Linked DNA regions of Homo sapiens: region 2 is linked to region 1. Evidence: read pairs that join two places in POLR2A ChIA-PET (ENCODE). Cell type or tissue: A673. All regions are shown on one strand. Each heading gives the region's core, and the rest is flanking DNA. Links, peaks and the distances in the headings are about the cores only. Region 1 has its middle 12 kb from the start of SRSF6. Region 2 has its middle 15 kb from the start of GDAP1L1.

Region 1 (10,014 bases), core at 1,777-6,776:
CTACAAATTTGAGTAGGTGTAGCAGAGACCATGTGGCCCACAAAGCTGAAATATTGGCTGCCTGGCCCTTTACAGGAAAAGTTTGCCAACTCCTGGTCCACACCGTGCCAGGCACTGACGATGCACCACCACACTTACTTCTCAACTCGACTCTGGAAGGTGTCCTACTACGATGTCCATGCTACAGATGAGAAATGAGGCTCAGAGGCAGGAGATGGCTTGTCCCATTGCTGGAAAGGTACAAAGTTGGATAATTCCAAAGCCCACCACGGCTCCAAGCCACATAAAAAATGTTGATGGCCAATGTTTTGAAACATTAGCATTCACTCTTGAAAGAGCTCACAACCGGCCAGCGCAGTAGCTCACGCCTGTAATCCCAGCACCTTGGGAGGCCAAGGTGGGCAGATCATGATTTTAGGAGATCAAGACCATCCTGGCTAATACGGTGAAATCCCATCTGTACTAAAAATACAAAAAATTAGCCGGGTTTGGTGGGCAAGCGCCTGTAGTTCCAGCTACTTGGGAGGCTGAGGCAGGAGAATCGCTTGAACCCGGGAGGCAGAGGTTGCAGTGAGCCAAGATGACACCACTGCACTCCAGCCTGGGTGAGAAAGCGAGAGTCTGTCTCAAAAAAAAAAAAAAAAGAAAGAAAGAGCTCACAACCTCCATTAGCAGTGGGCCACTGGACTATCCCCATAGTCCCCACTCCGCAAACACCTACATCTGCCATGTTGTCTTAGAGAGACCTGAACCTGGTCAGGTCCCCAGTCCTGCACGGGTGCCCTTCTCCTACAGGCACCAGAAGACCTTTCACTGTGGTGAACAGGCATTCATGAGTTCATCCAAAATCTGAGGCTGGTGTCATGATCTTCTGTTACTCAGTCTTTGTGGGAGGGCAGGTTCACATCTGAAGGAGGAGCTGAAAGTTGGCTGGAGTGCACCACATGGCAAAAGTGGCCCGTTTATGAGAAGCTCCTTAAACTTGGTCTTTTTCTCTACTCCTGTGAGACAGGTAAGATGCTTAAATCTACACTTTTTTTTTTTTTTTTAAGAGACAGGTTCTTGCTCTCTTGCCCAGGCCGGAGTGCAATACCACGATCCTAGCTCACTGCAGGCTTGAACTCCTGGGATCAAGCGATACTCCCACATAGCTGGGACTACAGGTGCCCGCCACCATGCCCAGCTATTTTTTTTTTGTTTGTTCGTTTGTTTGTTTTTGGTAGAGATGAGGTTGTGCTGTATAGCGCAAGCTGGTCTCAAACTCCTGGGCTCAAGCAATTCTCCCGCCTTGGCCTCCCAAAGTGCTGGGATTAGCAGCCCTGAGCCACCACGCCCAACTATATTACCTAGTTCTTTTTTTTTTTTTTTTTTTTTTTTTGAGATGGAGTCTCACTCTGTCTCCCAGGCTGGAGTGCAGTGGTGCAATCTCGGCTCACTGCAAACGCCACCTCCCAGGTTCAAGCGATTCTCCTACTTCAGCCTCCCAAGTAGCTAGAATTACAGGCATGTGCCACCACACCCAGCTAATTTTTGTATTTTTAGTAGAGATGGGGTTTCGCTATGTTGGTCAGGCTGGTCTCAAACTCCTGACCTCAGGTGATCCGCCCACCTTGGCCTCCCAAAGTGCTGGGATTACAGCCATGAGCCACTGCTCCTGACTACATTAACTAGTTCTTATCAGGAGCTGACTGCCTTTAGCATACACAATTTGCACTGTTGTCCTCCCAGCACTCACCTTCACAAGCCAAAGGCTTGCTCGCAACTCCTACCTCCCAGCCCTGGGGCTTCTTAATTTCTGGCTGTGGAAGAAGATTCAGCCAATCAAGCAAGCAGGAAATGCCAGAGTGAACACTCCTGGAAGCAAGCTTCAACCAAGGGCAGCTGGGCAGTTAACGTATGAACACCCAGCTTTCTCCCTGCTTGGCTGGGAGGCCATCCTCTCCCCTCTGTCCGAGGTGTGTTCTGCCCCGTCTCCCAGAGTTCACAGAGGCATGAAGCTCCAGTTGCTCTGGGCTGTCCTCATCCCACAAACACATTGGCTGACTTCCTCCCATTCCCTGTCTCACATCTTCTCCTACTGGTGCTTGCTGGGATCACCTCCCAAATCAACTACTTGTAAAATAATACTGAGAATCTTGTCTCAGAGGCTGCTTCTGGAAAAATTCAGAGACAAGCACCAAGAGTTCTTCATGCCCTCTCACCTGATCCTGACACTGCCCCGGGAGCCAGCTTCATCCCCATTTTTCTGAGGTGTCGGCTGAGGGGCTCACAGAGGTAAAGCAAGCAGAACCCCAGCCTGCTAGGCATTAGCAAGGGCCAGAGGGCTCAAGAAAAGGTCCTGCATCAGGCATGGTGGCTCACGTATATAATCCCAGCACTTTGGGAGGCCAAGGCAGGCGGATTACTTGAGTCCAGGAGTTCGAGAGCAGCCTGGGCAACATGGCAAAACCCTGTCTCTACAAAAAAAATCAGCCAGGCACGGTGGCTCATGCCTGTAATCCCAGCACCTTGGGAGGCCGAGGTGGGTGGATCATGAGGTCAGGAGATCGAGACCATCCTGGCTAACACGGTGAAACCCCGTCTCTACTAAAAATACAAAAAGTTAGCCAGGCATGGTGGCGGGCACCTGTAGTCCCAGCTACTTGGGAGGCTGAGGCAGGAGAATGGCATGAACCCGGGAGGCGAGCTTGTAGTGAGCCGAGATCGTGCCACTGCACTCTAGCCTGGGCAACAGAGCCAGACTCCATCTCAAAAAAAAAAAAAAAAATCAAAAACTTAGCCAGATGTCGTGGCTCATGCCTATGGTCCCAGCTACTCGGGAGGCTGAGGTGGGAGGATCGCTTGAGCCCAGGAGATGGAGGCTGTAGTGAGCCATGATCATGCCACTTAACTCCAGCCTGGGCGACAGAGCAAAACCCCATCTCAAATAACTAAATAAAATAAAAAGAAAGCGTCCTGGTCTTCATCACAGAGTGAAACTGTCCCAAACCGAGGCTACACTCCAACCTTCCAGCTCTTTCTGCTCCAGGTCCAGCTCCCACCTCCCATGTAGCCATCCTCTATCCAAGAAGATGGCTGTAATGGGACCAGAATCAGCCTGTCATAAAAGATGGAGAACTAAGAGCTCTCCATAAAAATGATCTCCATGGCAAAATTAGGAGGGAAAAACAGCATGGATGAAAGTTGCATTTATTAAATAATAATCGCGAACGCTCACTTCATGCCTACTGTATGCTAGCTGCTGTTCCAAGTGTTTTACAATGAAATAAATTTTTAAAATTTTTGCACAACTCTTTGAGATAGGCACTATTGCTTTCTTCATTTTACAGTCAAGGAACTGAGGCACGAGAAAGTTATGAAGTTTGTCCAGGGTCATAAAGCTAGCAGATGAGGGAACTAGACTCAGGCAGTATAACTCCAGCTACAGTCATTACAATGAGCCACACAACGCAGTGGGTCAAGGAGGAGCCACTCACACAAAGATCGTCCCATAAGATTATAACCGTATTTTCAACATACTTTTCTATGTTTAGATGAGGTTGGAGGCAGGACTGGACTCGAGGTGGAGCTTGCACACCAGACCAGATTGAAGACTAGCTGAAACAGGAAAGAGGTAAAAGGATGCTCTGTAAGACACACCCACCAGTGCCCTGTCAGTTTACTGTTGCCATGGCAACACCCGGACGTTCTCACCCCTTCCCATGGCAATGACCCGTCTACGCAGAAGTTACTGCTATTTTTCTAGAAATTTCTTCATAATCCACCCCTTAATTTGCATGTAATTAAAAGTGGATCTTGACCGGCTGCAGTGGCTCATGCCTGTAATCCCAGCACTTCGAAAGGCTGAGGCAGGAGGATCACCTGAGATCAGGAGTTTGAGACCAGTCTGGCCAATATGGTGAAACCCCGTCTCTACTAAAAATACAAAAATCAGCCGGGTATGGTAGCAGGCGCCTGTAATCCCAGCTACTACAGAAGCTGAGGTGGGAGAATCGCTTGAACCCTGGAGGCAGAAGTTGCAACGAGTCGAGATCGCGCCAATGCACTCCAGCCTGGGTGACACAGCAAGACTCGATCTCAAAAAAAAAAAAAAAAAGTGAATATCAATATGAGTGCAGAACTGCCCCTGGCCCTGAGCTGCTATTCTGTCACACTGCCTGTGGCAGTACCTCTGTGGCTGACGTACGCTGCTTCAATAAAAGTTGCTAACATCACCGGCTCACCCTTGAATTCTTTCCTGGACAAAGACAAGAACTCTCCCAAGCTAAGCCCCAATTCTGGGGCTTGCCAGTCTGGCGTCATCCATACACAGACACTTCCCACTGTGTTACCATCGTCTATGTTATGGGGTCAGTTGCATGCTGCAGTTTGTAGCCTAGGGGTGGCAGGCTGCACCAGCCCTAGTGTGTGGGAGGCTATCCCATCTAGGGATGTATAGTGGACTCTATGATGTTCACACAGGGTTGAAATCACCTAATACAACTTTTCTCAGAACATATCCCCGTCTTTAAGGGACACACGGCTGTACTCCCAACCCTCTTCCCCATAGGGTGCCTGTGGCACAAAGTGGGTTCTCTCAATGATCCGTTGAGAGACACTGTGGCACTGCGGGAGACAGCGTCCCCTACAGGCCTGGAGGTCCCAGTTTTCGGTTTTGTTCAGATGTGAAGGAAGTTCTGGCATCTGCCTAGGGTGGGGTGAATTTTTTAGGTGGGGGGTGGGGAATGGAGTCTCCCTCTGTTGCCCAGGCTGGAGTGCCGTGGTGTGATCTTGGCTCACTGCAGCCTCCACCTCCCGGGTTCAAGCGATTCTCCTGCCTCAGCCTCTGGAGTAGTTGGAATTACAGGCACGCACCACCATGCCCTTTTGTATTCTTAGCAGAGACGGGGTTTTACCATGTTTAGCCAGGCTGGTCTCAAACTCCTGACCCTCAAGTGATCCGCCCACCTCAGCCTCCCAAAGTGCTGGGATTACAGGCATGAGCCACTGCACCGGGCCTTAGGGTGGGATGAAAGAGGCTTAACCAAGGCTCTCTGAGGACAAAAACATGGGATGACCTTCTTAGCTTTTTTTTTTTTTTTTTTTGAGAGGGAGTTTTGCTCTTGTCACCCAGGCTGGAATGCAGTGGCACGATCGTGGCTGGCTGCAACCTCTACCTCCCGGGTTCAAGCGATTCTCGTGCCTCAGTCTCCCGAGTAGCTGGGACTACAGGTGCCTGCCACCATGCCTGGCTAATTTTTGTATTTTTTAGTAGAGACGGGGTTTCACTGTGTTGGCCAAGCTGGTCTCAAACTCCTGACCTCAGGTGATGCACCCACCTCGGCTTCCCAAAGTGCTGGAATTACAGGCGTGAGCCACTGCGCCTGGCCAGCTTTGTTTTTTATCATCTTTATTGATACATAATTTACATATGGTAAAGTGCACCTATTTTAAGTAGACAGTTCAATGAGTTTTGACAAATATATACGTTTGTGTAGACATCGCAATAATCATGATCTGGAACATTTCCCTCACTCCTTCCTGCCTCTCGACAGTCAATTCCCTCCTCCAGTCGCCAGCTGGGGCAGCCACTTATCTGCTTGCTGTCCCTTCAGTTCCACCTTTCCTAGTGTGGTCCCCTGAGCATCTGCCTCTCGGCTCTGCAGGAGGATTTTAACACGCAGGGCCCCAGGCCCTGCATGCACCCAGGGAGCCTGATGCTGATGATGGGACCCACATATCCGTGTTTCAGTGGTGCTCGCCAATGCCTGAGACCACTGCCTTGGGACTGCGATTTTTGGATGGCCCACCTGGGCCTGTCTCATCTGGTTATGTCCCCTGAGATGAGCACTGTGCCCGGGCTAGTTGGGGTGCCTGAAAACAACTCATTTCCCCTCACTCTCCAAGGAGGTACATTCTGTACCTCTGCCATGTGGCAGACCCGCTCAGCTTTTCCTGCCTGTGACATTAGAGGGCCACCATGTGAGGCAGCTTTTGCTACCAGAATAAGGGCTGCAGTGAAAAGCACATGCACCCCCGAGGCAATCAGGAACATGCTTCCATTATATCTGTCCAGATGACAGCATGTGGAACTAATGATGAGTAAAAGGTCTGCAAGCCACAGCCTGGCCAGGCCGGAAACCTGCATGCACCAGCTTCAGGAAAGATCTGAGAGGGGACCTCAGTGCTGCTTCCTGCAGGATTCTGACAGGCTTGAAGACAATGCTGCTAACTGAAGTATGCTGTGGGCTGTAACTGTCTCTGATCTTCCCCATGGCCTCATGCTCTTCACCTGACATGTGGCCAACTAGGATTTTCCTCATCAACTTTTTTTTTTTTTTTTGAGACAGAGTTTCACTCTTGTGCCCAGGCTGGAGTACAATGGTGCAGTCTCAGCTCCCTGCTACCTCTATCTCTTGGGTTCAAGCCATTCTCCTGCCTCAGCCTCCTAAGGAGCTGGGATTACAGGTGCCTGCCACCATGCCTGGCTAATTTTTGTATTTTTAGTAGAGACGGGGTTTCACCAAGTTGGCCAGGCTGGTCTCGAACTCCTTACCTCAGGTGATCCGCCCACCTCAGCCTCCCAAAAGTGCTGGGAATACAGGTGTGAGCCACCACACCTGGCATTCTCATCAGCATTTCTATTTCACCACTGCCCCGGAAACCCGGGCAATGATCCTGAGTCTACCCACCAGTACCTACTGGATTTCCATTCTGCTGACTGGCCTGCTTCCACATTTGCCACAATGGACAATTTCAAAAGCTTCTTTTTTTTTTTTTTTTTTTAAGAGATGGGGTCTTGTCTAGGTACAATGGCTCACACCTGTAATCCCAGCACTTTTGGAGGCCAAGGTGGGCACATCACTTGAGGTCAGGAGTTCAAGACCAGCCTGGCCAACATGGTGAAATCCCTGTCTCTACTAAAAATACAAAAATTAGTTGGGCATGATGGCGCATACCTGTAGTCCCAGCTACTCAGGAGGCTGAGGCAGGAGAATCACTTGAACCCAGGAGACGGAGGTTGCAGTGAGCCGAGATCCAACCGCTGCACTCCAGCCTGGGCGACAGAGTGAGACTCTGTCTCAAAAAAACAAAAAACAAAAAGAGATGGGGTCTTGCTATGTTGTCCAGTTTGGATTCAAACTCCTAGACTCAAGTAAGCCTCCTGCTCCAGCCTCCCAAGCAGCTGGGACTATGGGCACTCATCACCCTTCCCAGCTTTTTCCAGGAGCTTCTTGATTCCAATCTGGCTCCAAGCAGCAGGAGAAGTAGGACTGAGTGAGGAATTGGGCTCCAGCCACCACCAAAGGCCGCAGCTCTTACCTGGCGTAGAGAACAACAAACTGTGGCACCAACAGTCATATCCAGACAAGTCCAGGAAGGCCAAGGTCAGCTCTGAGGGCCACACATGAAACTGAGCACGTCAGCAGTGAGCAGCCAGAAGGATGAACAGACTTGAAACCAGATCACAGGAGGGATATCTGGGGATGTGTTAGTCCATTCTCACACTGCTATAAAGATAATACTGAGACTGAGTAATTCATAAAGAAAAGAGTTTTAATTGACTCGTGGTTCTGCATGGCAGGGGAGGCCTCAGGAAACTTACAATCATGGCAGAAGGTGAAGGGGAAGCAGGCACGTCTTACCTGGCAGCAGGAGAGAGAGAGAAGAGAGAGAGAGGGGAGAAAGCAGGGAGAGGGAGAGGGAGAGGGAGAGACAGGGAGGGAGAGAGAGGGAGAGAGGAAGGAAGGGAGAGAGGGAGAGAGAGGAAGGGAGAGGGAGAGAGGGAGGGAGGGAGAGAGGGAGGGAGGGAGGGAGAGAGGGAGGGAGGGAGAGAGGGAGGGAGGGAGGGAGAGAGGGAGGGAGGGAGAGAGGGAGGGAGGGAGAGAGAGATCGAGAGAGAGAGATAGATAGAGATAGAGAGAGATAGAGAGAGAGAGAGAGCACAAAAGAGAAACTGCCACTTATAAACCATTAGATCTCATGAGAACTCCCTCACTATCACGAGAACAGCATGGGGGAAACCACCCCCGTGACCCAATTGTCTCCCACCAGGTGCCTCCCTCCACGGGGGGATTACAATTTGAGATGAGATTTGGGTGGAGACACAGAGCCTAACCATATCAGGGAGACTATGGGCATTTAGCCAGAAGAGAGGACATGAATAGAGCATCTGAGTGCTGACCCCAACATCTGAAAGACCCATTTGTGGGAAACAGATGTATTTGCACAGCCTCGGGCACAGCCAGGACCAGTGGGTAGACAATTCAAGGAAGGCAATTGTTTATATAAAGAATTAATAACACACAGTGAAAGATGTCCAACAATGGACTTGGACCCCCAGTTAAACAGTGAACTCTCCAACAGGGGTGTAGCCAAGTGAGGGCCAGAAAACTTCTAGGTGAATAAGAGGCTTGACAATTAGAAGACTTGGATTCGGGGACCTTCAAGAACCTTCTATCAATAGCTGTGAGCTTCTTTCAGGCAGGAATGAGCCGCTGTTAATTTTTCTGCCACCGTAATCACACTGATAGCCACCAGGTGGCAACAAAGCCACACCTTCAGCACCATGGATCATGTCCTAGCCAACAGAAAACCCATTGGAAAACAAGCCCCCTGCCCCCTCAACCAAACCATAAACAACTAATTGATTCAGATTAATTAACATTTCTGGACAAAGACTGTAAATCAAGTTCTCAACCGAGCGTGGTGTAATCCCAGCACTTCGGGAGGCCGAGGTGGGCAAATCACAAGGTCAGAAGTTTGAGACCAGCCTGGCCAACATGGTAAAACCCCAACTCTACTAAAAATACAAAAATTAGCCAGGAGTGATGGCACACGCCTGTAATCCTAGCTACTCAGGAGGCTGAGACAGGAGAATTGCTTGAACCCAGGAGGCAGAGGTTGCAGTGAGACAGGAGCATCACTTGAACCCAGGAAGTGGAGGTTGCAGTGAAACAGGAGAATTGCTTGAACCCAGGAGGTGGAGGTTGCAGTGAGCTGAGATCGTGTCACTGCACTCCAGCCTGGTGGCACAGCGAGACTCCATCTCAGAAAAAACAAATAAATAAAGTTATCAGTAGAGCTTTAGTTACCAGCATGACCCAGAGGGCTCTAGGTGAAGTGTGTAATTGTAATTTTCTTTAGAGATTTATCATCTTTTTTGTTTTAATTTTCCGGTGAAGTACAACATGCATACAGTAGCATGCACAAATCATCAGCACACAGCTCAGCGCCTCTTCATAAACAGAGCACCCCCGTACCCAGCTCAAGAAACAAAATGTGATCAGAATTCCAGCAGCCCCTCATACCCCTTCCTAGCCCTCCCCTCCCTAGGTTACGGTGACAGCCACTACCAGCTTTCAGCTTTAATGGACACCACCATGCAGCTTTCCAAAGTGATTGTGCCAATTTACACTGCCAACAACAATCTGAGAGTTCCAGTGGCTCCAGAGCCACACTGGAATTTTCTGTTTGGATAAGTCTTGGCGGAGGAAATGTGGGATCTGGTGAGGACATCCTTGCTCCCCTCTGAAGGTGGTGTGTCTGGGCAGCACTAACCAGAAGGTGGAAGATTCCATCCCACCAGCACATCCTGGTGAACCCATCAGCACACTAATATCTGCTGAATGGAGAGTCTCGCTTCACGTGCTCTGCACAATGTCCCAGAGTGGCGCTGCTCTCAATTAGCACTTACTATGTGTGCTGCAGTTTTGTTTTTGTTTTGTTTTGTTTTTAGAGATAGGGTCTCACTCTGTCACCCAGGCTGGAGTGCATTAGCTCACTGCAGCCTTGAAACCCTGGTTTCAAGCACCTTTCTGCCTCAGCCTCCCAGGTAGCTGGGACTACAGGTATGTGCTATTGTGTCTAGCTGTATGTGGACTTTTCTTTTTTCTTTTTTTTTCTTTTTTCTTTTTTTTTTTTTGAGATGAAGTCTTGCTCACTCTATCGCCCAGGTTGGAGTGCAGTGCTGTGATCTTGGCTCATTGCACTGCAACCCGTGCCTCCCCAGTTCAAGTGATTCTCTTCCCTCAG
Region 2 (10,014 bases), core at 1,989-6,988, 790 kb after region 1:
ATTACCAATGTTTAAAATATTACCAATGGTGCTGCATTAAAATGCTTGTCAAACAAGTTTGTCCTCTTGTAAATGTATTTTGAAGTGAAGTTGCTGGTAACACAGATTGTAATATTTGATGAACAGGCAGAATTCCTGGATTCCACTCCCACCAGTGGTGTTTGGGGCACCCATTGGCCTACGGTAGTTCTCAGCCAGAGATGCTTCTTCCTCTGAGGTTCTGCCCCTGAGGGGACATTTGGCAATGCCTGGAGATATTTTTGGCTGTCACAACTTGGGGGATGGTGACGGAGATGCTACTGATATCTAGTGGACAGAAGGCAGGGATGCTGCTTGACACCTTACAATAAACAGGAGAGTCCCCCACAACAAAGAGTTATGTCAATAGTTCCAAGGATGAGAAACCCTGGCCTCCACCAAGATTGCCAGTGGGGGACAGTGTCATTCTTTCCAATCTTGCCAATCTGGTAGTTTGCAAAATGATAATTTATTCTATACCTTTTCAGGATAATAGAGATATCTTTATTTCTTCCTTTATATATTACTTGAATTTGATATAATGAACATGTATGATTTCTATAATTCTTTTGAAAGGCCATTAAGGATTTTTTATTTATTTATTTATTTTTGAGACGGAGTATCCCTCTGTTGCTCATGCTGGGGTGCAATGGCGCAATCTCGGTTCACTGCAACATCTACCTCCCGGGTTCAAGCAACTCTCCTGCCTCAGCCTTCTGAGTAACTGGGACTACAGGCACCCACCACCACGACCGGCTAATTTTTGTATTTTTAGTAGAGATGGGGTTTCACCATGTTGGCCAGGCTGGTCTCGAACTCCTGACCTCGTGATCCACCCACCTCAGCCTCCCAAAGTGCTGGGATTACAGGAGTGAGTCACTGCACTCGGCGCCATCAAGGGGTTTTTTTAAAGGTCTCTACCTCTTGGACCATTAACTGTTGACTGATGTTGCAGTGTGTTCCTAAGACTTAATTGTGTACGTGCCTGTGTGTTTTTCCTTGATGAGGTATAGAAGGAAGTCCTCAGTGCGGGCCTTGAGAATCCATCCGTGCTTCAGGTTCCAGTCTCCCATCCTCTGGCCATCAGAATTCCTCTATTGCTCTTCCAAACCATTTTCACCTGGTTGACACCCAGGCCCAGGGGCCATCTCCAAGAATCACCTTGGCCCAGAGAGACTCGTTACCACTGAGCAGACCTCCAAAACAAAATGTACCTTGCGGCTGACCCTGGGAAACCCAGCACATACACCATGGACTCATCTGCCCAGGGGCACATTTCATGCCCACGTTCATTTCCCAGCTTTGAAACCTGAGATCTATTTGCCCAGTGAAATTCCAGGGCTGTCAGAGCTGAGCCAAGCCCCCTGGTGCTGCTGCGGAGCTGGAGCTGGAGCTGCTGGCATAGGCTCTGGTGGGGCTCACATTCCCTCCTCATCTCCACTATGTCCCGTCAGAGTGGAAATGGAGTGGAGCCCAGTCTCACCCACTCCCACCCCCCACCCCCCCACCCGGCATGGCAAGGACTCCTGGAGCAGTACCGCACTCCTTCCACTTGGTGCAGAGTCAGCCAGAGTCAGCCTGGACGAAGTGTCCACGGGGAACTTGTTGGTATCACTTGGATATTCCCAAGAAAATTTCCCACGTGGTAGAAGTAGCGTAGACTTGCCTGCAGCCCTTGTGAATCGTGTGGAGTGGGCTCCTCCAATAGCCGACGTTCAGAGTGGGCAGACAGCTCCTGGCCCTGGTGCCGGGCACAGGACTTCTGCCAGCAGTTCTGTGTGTTTGATCTGCAGCCCAGTGTGGTTTTCCAGTAAAGCAAAGGTGTATGTGGAGGTTGCGTGGTCTAACGTCTCCACTCTCTAGAATCCACACCAGTCATGTCAGGGGCATGGAGTGTCCAAGCTGTGAGGCCATGAATGCCGGAGACACCTGAGCATTGCTGACGTGGAGAGATGGCAGTAATCGGGAGGGGAGGAGAGGACATAAGGAGATGGGCCTGAGTTCTCAGCCTGCCCTGCTGCCCATCCTGGGCAGATAAATCACTGGACCTCTTGGGCCTCAGCTTCCTCATTAACTGGTTATTGGAAGCATTCACCCTTTTTCAATCTGAAGTTTCCTCAAAAACACTGCCAATTAGAGAAAGCTGGCTAAAATGAACTAGAGATTTAAAGTAGAGTTTAGAGTAAGTCCAGCTCCTGTCTCTTATTCAAAAGTAACCAATGCTCAGAATAGGAAGGAAAAAAAAGAAATACAGCCAAGCAAAAAGTAGCTCCTAAAGAACACCCATGATTCCACCCACCCAAAGGCCGTGGCATCCTGGTGGAAGCCTTCTAGATACGTGGTTCTTTTCCTTTTGTTTTATTGAAATGTAGTCTCACTCTGTCACCTAGGCTGGAGTGCTGTGGTGAAATCTGGGCTCACTACAACCGCCGCCTCTCCTGTTCAAGCAATTCTCCTGCCTCAGCCTCCTGGGTAGCTGGGATTACAGGAGCCCCCGACCATATCCGGCTAATTTTTTGTATTTTTAGTAGAAATGGAGTGTCACCATGTTGGCCAGGTTGGTCTCGAACTCCTGACCTCAAGTGATCTGCCGGCCTCGGCCTCCCAAGGTGCTGGAATTACAGGCGTGAGTCACAACACTTGGTCAATATGTGATTCTTAACCCGGATTAGTAGCCTGCTTTTGGGGAAGGGAGCCCCTGAATTCACTAAAGTTGTGTGTTTGGGTTCAAGTTTCTACCTCTCATTCAATTCACAGAGAGGTTCTTGACTCATTGAAACAAGAACCAGTGTTTTAAGTATTTTCTTTGCATACATATCAAAAATACCTTTAATGAGATCTGACCACACAGGCTATTTTGCAATTTGCTGTTGTCCCTTACTAATATACTGAGCTTAATTTAACAAACCGTCTTTTGTGGGCCCTTTAGGATATTCTAGTTGTGTTGCTGTTACAACGAGTGCAGTGCACATATAAGTTGGGTGAAGAAGAATTAGAGCATAAAGAGAAATCAAGGAAAAAAAAACCATAAAATTTGAACAGCTGACAAAAGTGCTCAAAAGGGCACGAAAGGATGTCAAATTATCCTACAGTGATAAAAATTATCAATAAGAAACACGCAAGGGGCCGGGTGCAGTGGCTCATGCCTGTAATCCCAGCACTTCGGGAGGCTGAGGTGGGCGGATCACCTGAAGTCAGGAGTTCGAGACCAGCCTGGCCAACACGGTGAAACCCTGTCTCTATTAAAAATATAAAAATGTGGCAGGTGTGGCGGACGCCTGTAATCCCAGCTACTGGGGAGGCTATGGCAGGAGAGTTGCTTGAACCTAGGAGGCAAAGGTTACAGTGAGCCGAGATCCCGGCATTGCACTCCAGCCTGGGTGACAAGAGAGAAACTCTGTCTCAAAAAAAAAAAAAAAAAACACAAGGGGCCGGGAGTGGTGGCTCACGCCTGTAATCCCAGCACTTTGGGAGGCTGAGGCAGGCAGATCACTTGAGGTCAGGAGTTCGAGACCAGCCTGGCCAACATGGTGAAACCCTGTCTCTACTAAAAATACAAAAAGTCAGGTATGGTGGCATGCACCTGTAGTCCCAGCTACTTGGGAGGTTGAGGCGGGAGAATCACTTGAACCCAGGAGGCAGAGGTTGCAGTCAACTGAGATCACGCCGCTGCACTCCAGCCCGGGCAACAGAATGAGACTGTCTCAAAATAAAAACAAACAAGGGACTAATATTTTCAACCAATTATATTGAAGTCAACAAATATTTATTGGGCAGATGCTATGAATATTATCTGCCGGACCCTCTGCCAGGTGCTGCAGACTCAACAGGTAGCCGCCACTGACCTTACTGAGCTTACAAACTAGCAGAGACCAACATGGAAGTTATTTCACACTCAGACAGTTTGTGTTTAACCAAACTGCCTTCATGCCCCATGACCTTGGCCACAGCTCTCTCATTATGGAAACTGTCAGGAGGTCTGGGCATAGGCGCGGTTTGATGAATCAACGTTGGCAGGGAGAGACACAGAGGAATCCTGAATCATCTCGCTCCCCATGCTCTTCTCGCGCCATGACCCGGCCTCCCTGCCTTTGGGGAGGCTGCATGTTCCAGCCCTGAGTGGAGGCCCCCTCCAAGCTCACACCCAACCCACAGGTTCTCCCTGAAAGAAGGTCATTCAACCCCTGCATGTTCTTTTCAGAAACAGGATGTTCACTGCCCTCTGCCTCAGCCCCTTCCTGCTTGTTTGAACCTTTTCCTTATATTGAACTGCAACAGCGCTCCCTATAACTTCCTCTGATTGGTCCCAGAACCTCACAGAACAAGTCTGTCATTTTCTCCAACCTGCAGATCTAAAGACCTTTAGATCTTCCTTGGGTGAAGCATGCAATCCCATAGTCTGCTCCTTGAGTGGATGCCGAGGGTCTGTGATGCCCTTCCCTGGCAGGAAGGGCCTGCAAACCCCTGCTGATTCACCAAACTGCACATGCCCAGACCTTCTGACAGGGTATTCATGAGCAGATGGCCACAGCAGGGGGCAGCAAGGGCCAGACACTTGGGGGCCAGCTATGCTGATGACACTGAAAAAACTTTCGCAGCTTCAAGAGCTGGGTGGGGAAGGACGAGAAGATGGGCCAGCCCTGATTGGAGGACCTAATCGGCTGTCCTCCCAAAAGGAGCCTGTGTGCCTTACAGCAGAGCTTCTCACAATTAAAGTGCATGCCAATCTCCTGGAAGTCTGCTAAACTGTGGGCTTAGGGTAGGGCCTGAGACTCTGCATTTCTTACAAGCTCCCAGTGCTGTGCTGATGCTTTAGACTATGCTTTGAGTAGCAAGACCCTGGGGCAGAGGGGAGGATCACAGTCCTCTATGAGAGCTTTAAAAATAGGGAAAGCGGCTGGGCACGGTGGGTCATGCCTATAATCCCAGCACTTTGGGAGGCTGAGGCGGGCAAATGACCTGAGGTCAGGAGTTCAAGACTAGCCTGGCCAACACGGTGAAACCCTATCTCTACTAAAAATACAAAAATTAGCTGGGCGTGGTGGTGGGTGCCTGTAGTCCCATCTACATGGGAGCCTGAGAGAGGAGAATCGCTTGAACCCAGGAGGCAGAGGTTGCAGAGAACCAAGATCATGCCACTGCACTCCAGCCTGGCGACACAGCAAGACTCTGTCTCAAAAATAAGTAAATAGGCTGGGCGCCTAATTATTTATTTATATTTATATATTTTTTATATTTATATTTTTTAAATAAATTTATTTTTATAAATTTATTTTATAAATAAATAGGCTGTGCACCTATTTATTTTTATTTATATATATTTTTTATTTATATTTTATTTATATTTATATTTATATTTATTATTTATTTATTTTATTACAGGCTCTCGCCTGTAGTCCCAACACTTTGGGAAGCCAAGGCGGGTGGATCACTTGAGGTCAGGAGTTTGAGACCAACCTGGCTAACATGGTGAAACCCTGTCTCTACTAAAAATACAAAAATTAACTGGTTGTTGTGGCAGGCATAAGCCCAGCTACTCGGGAAGGCTGAGGCAGGAGAATCACTTAAACCCGAGAGGCAGAGGTTGCAGTGAGCTAAGATCATGCCACTGCACTCCAGTCTTGGCAACAGAGTGAGACTCCATCTTAAAAATAAATAATAAATAAATAAATAAATAAATAAATGTGGATTCCCAGGCCATACCATAAACCAATTAAATCAGAATCTCTAGGGCTGGATTCCTGGCATTGCTACTTTATAAAAGGCCTTAGTTAGTTCTAATGTGCACACAGGGTAAAAAATCAGTGATTGACACCCCTCCACTCCCCGCCACCTTCTCTTTCACTGCTTCAGCTTGAAATCTCTACTGGGTGAGACTGATGACCAGCCCAGTTTGGTTTGGAGCAGAAGCAGTGGTTTTCAGGATCACCTGGGAGCTTTATAAAATGTCCATGTCAGGGCTCCTGCCCCAGACCAACTGAATCAGAATTGCTAGGTGTCAGGGCCAAGAGATTCTTGTTTCACAAAGCTACCCAGATGGTGCTAAGGTTCAGCCACCAGTGTAGAGCCTAATATAAGAACCATCTAGGATTACCACATTCTTCCGCTGAACATTCAGATTCAAAGTCTGGGGTGAGGACCAGGAACCTGTATGTTTAACAAGTGCCATAGGTGATTCTCATGAGATGCAAGGTTGAGAAACACAGATGGAGGAAAGATCCCTGGATTGGAGTCAGTAAGACAGGGCTCCTGGCTGTGTGACTTCTCACAGGTCACTTACCCTCTCTGAGATTCATGTCTTCATCTGTAAAATAGAGATGATGATAATAACTGCGTGAGGCAGAGATGGATCTCTGCCCCCAGAGACCTGTGTTCTCAGTCCATAGGACGCAGTAGGTGTTGGAAAGAGGCTGCCACTCACCAGGGACTGCATTTCCCAGCTCCACTTTGCATTGAGGTGGGGCGACCACATGACTGAGTTGTGGCCAATGAATGTGGGCAGAAGTGAGGAATGCTGCTGCCCATAAAACCCCCATGATCCGCCACTCTCTCTGCCCATCTGCCCATTGGATATCAATGCCTGGGGTAGCTTCAAAGCCCCAAGGGAAAGTTGATAGAACTCTTTGTTCCTCCCCACACCGCTGCCAACTGGACTTTATATGAGTGAAAAATAAACGTCCATGTGTTTAGCTACTGTGACTTGTATCTGTTAAAGTAATGAGTGCTATGTTACCAAACATACTGCCTCTGGGAGTGTGGCAAAAATTAAATGCTCTAATGCAGAGGTTGCAAACAGACAAGGTGTGGGCTTGGATCCACCCTGTAGATATGTTCTGTTATGCCTGCCCCAGTGTTCTTTTTTATATAAATTTATCAATAAATTTTTATTTTTATTTTTTATGAGATGGAGTCTTGCTCTGTTGCCCAGGCTGGAGTGCAGTGGCGCCATCTTGGCTCACTGCAACCTCTGCCTCCCAGGTTAAAGCGATTCTCCTGCCTCAGCCTCCCAAGTAGCTGGGATTACAGCCGCACAGCACCATGCCCAGCTAATTTTGTATTAAGAGATGGGGCTTCGTCATATTGGCCAGGCTTGTCTCGAACTCCTGACCTCAGGTGATCCACCTGCCTTGGTCTCCCAAAGTGCTGGGATTACAGGCGGGAGCCACTGCACCCAGTCGAATTTATTAATACATTTTTAAATGAGCAAATTCACACAAACCTCTGGATTTCCAGGTTCGTGAAAACCCAGAATCGCTGGCACCTGGGTTTGCATTCCAGTGGCTGGACGAGGAGCGGCTGTCCTGTTGAGCGGAACTTGTGCTCCCCAGTTTGCCACAGTCTCCACCACACAGCATTGCTTTATGCCTGGCTTGCCTCACATTCATGACACTTCTCCCATATGCCTACAGCTTCTCGAGTCAGTGAACCCTGATGCAATAGATGTAGAAGTTACGCGTTAGCTGTTAAGATTTTTCACAGCAAAATTCAAGTGACTTCTTGCTCTCAGGAAAGCCATTCTTGCCCAGAATTTGGAAGCAAAATCTTCTGGGTACTCCTTACGGGCTGAAAGATGTTCCCCACCCCGACCCTACCCATATCTGTGGCCATTTCAGCATCCGCTACATGGAGGCAGAGGTAAGAGATGGGACAAGCTCAACTGGATTTGGGGGTCAGATAGACCTGGGTCCCAACGCCAGCTATGCTTGCTTCCTAGCTGGGGATTTGGGGCCAGGCATTTCTTGTTTTCTTTCTTTCTCTCTCTCTTTTTTTCTTGCTCACTTTTCTCTCTCTCTTTCTTTCTTGCTCACTTTTCTCTCTCTCTCTCTATCTCTCGCTCTTTCTTTTTTTTGAGATGCAGTTTCTCTCTTGTCACCCAGGCTGGAGTGCGATGGCACAATCTCAGCTCACTGCAACCTCTGCCTCCCAGGTTCAAGCAATTCTTCTGCCTCAGCCTCCCAAGTAGCTGGGATTACAGGCACCCACAACCATGCCCAGCTAATTTTTGTATTTTTAGTAGAGACGGGGTTTCACCATGTTGGTCAGGCTGGCCTCGACCTCCTGACCTCCGGTGATTCGCCCGCCTCGGCCTCCCAAAGTGCTGGGATTACAGGTGTGAGCCACAGCCCTGGTCAGCATTTACTGTTTTCTGAGTTGCTGTTTCCATCTGTCAAATGTGGACATTAATGCCCTTTCCATGAGATTTTGGTAACAGGTCTAGCTCAGAAGGACACTCAGACGATGTGAATTCCCTTCCCTTTTCCTGCAGTGTGAGGACCAGGATTGGCTTGCCCTCAGTGGTCACGGGGAAATCAAGCAATATCTTTTTTTTTTTCCTAAACAACTTTGATTTAAAAAATTAAAAAAATATATGGAATAATGCATGTCTACAATAGGTATATTAGTCAGCTTGGGCTGCCATAACAAAATATCACACCCCAGGTGGCTTACACATCAGAAACTAAATGAAAGAAGTAGACCAAAAAAAAAAAAAAATCAGAAACTCATTTTCTCATAGTTGTGGAAGCTGCAAGTCCAAGATCAAGGTGCCAGCAGGGTTGGTTTCTGTTGAGGCCTCCCTTGCTGACTTGCAGACGGCAACCGTCTCACTGTGTCCTCACAGGGCCTTTCTTCTGTGAGCACTCCTGTGTCTCTTCCTCTTAGAAGAACAAGAGTCTTGTTGAATTAGGGCTTTGCCCTTATGACCTAATCTAACCTTTATTGTGTCCTCAAAGGCCCTATTTTCATATATAACCACATTAGGGATTACTTCATCATATCAATTTTCGGATGCACAATTAAGTCCATAACAGAAGGAAAATCAGAAACTCCAATTAAGAAAAATAAACAACAGGCCAGGTGCAGTGGCTCATGCCTGTAATCCCAGCACTTTGGGAGGCCAAGGAGGGTGGGTCATTTGAGGTCAGGAGTTCAAGACCAGCCTGGCCAACATGGTGAAACTCTGTCTCTACTAAAAATACAAAAATTAGCCAGGTGTGGTGACACGTGCTTGTAATCCCAGCTACTTGGGAGACTGAGGCAGGAGAATTGCTTGAACCCAGGAGGTGGAGGTTGCAGTGAGCCGAGATTGTGCCACTGTACTCCAGGCTGGGTGACAGAATAAGACTCCATTCAAAAAAAAAAAAAGAAAGAAAAATAAACAACAACAAAAAAGCCCACTCATGATCTCTTCTTACCCTTGTCTCCAATCTCAATATAACCACATGACTACTATTAGACTTTTATTGACTGCCCTTCTACAATTTATATGTCTTAAAAAATTGAATTGTACATACTTTTTTGGTAACCCTTTTTTTTCCTCTTTACATTTTAAAGATTGTAATAACCTAAGCTAAATAGAATTTTTAAAACACCTTACATAATCAATACCTGTTCTTAAAATTTAAACGTATCATGAAATCCTTCCTTATATTTAGTGGATATAAATTATTCCATGGCCAGGCATGATGACTCACACCTATAATCTCAACAATTTGGGACACCTAGATGGGCAGATTGCTTGAGCTCAGGAGTTCAAGACCAGCCTGGGCAACATGATGAAACCCCATCTCTATGAAAAGTACAAAAGTTAGCTGGGCATGGTGGCACAAGACTGTTGTCCCAGCTACTCAGGAGGCTGAAGTGGGAGGATCACCTGAGCTCGTGGAGGTCGAGGCTGTAGTGAGCCATGATTGCATCACTGCACTCCAGCCTGGGCAACAGAGTGAGACCCTGTCTCAATCAATCAATTCATCCAACCATGTTATAGATATACTCTAATTTTTAAATCAAATCCCCTATTGTCTGGACACTTCAAAGTCCATTTTCTATGGACTTAGTGTTCATTAGCTCTTGACTTTAGGCTACTAATATTCATATCCAGATGAGTGTCAGTTTCCCGATGTATATTATAAGGATGATAACAATATCTATCTCAATTACAATAACGTCTATAAAGTGCTTAGCACACTGTCTGACACATGGAAACCCTCATGACTG

The links. Peaks named below come from ENCODE experiments on the same cell type or tissue, not always from the same donor. Only the 100,000 strongest peaks of a DNase experiment are listed, where the experiment ranks them.
Region 2: POLR2A ChIA-PET joins it to region 1 with 6 read pairs; 1 of 35 experiments calls an interaction of 5 or more read pairs at or near these places.

What each region holds. Positions count from the first base shown.
Region 1 is chr20:43,440,636-43,450,649 of GRCh38, forward strand. No RefSeq gene overlaps it. Among named protein-coding and RNA genes, the nearest start is that of SRSF6, 12 kb to the right of the region's middle. RefSeq lists silencers at 3,556-3,747, 4,478-4,680. In A673, for the core only: a CTCF peak has its summit at 4,613 (motif pointing left); a DNase peak (open chromatin) is centred at 4,616.
Region 2 is chr20:44,227,335-44,237,348 of GRCh38, forward strand. No RefSeq gene overlaps it. Among named protein-coding and RNA genes, the nearest start is that of GDAP1L1, 15 kb to the right of the region's middle. RefSeq lists an enhancer at 4,465-5,094. In A673, for the core only: no CTCF peak of the experiment used is centred there; a DNase peak (open chromatin) is centred at 4,587.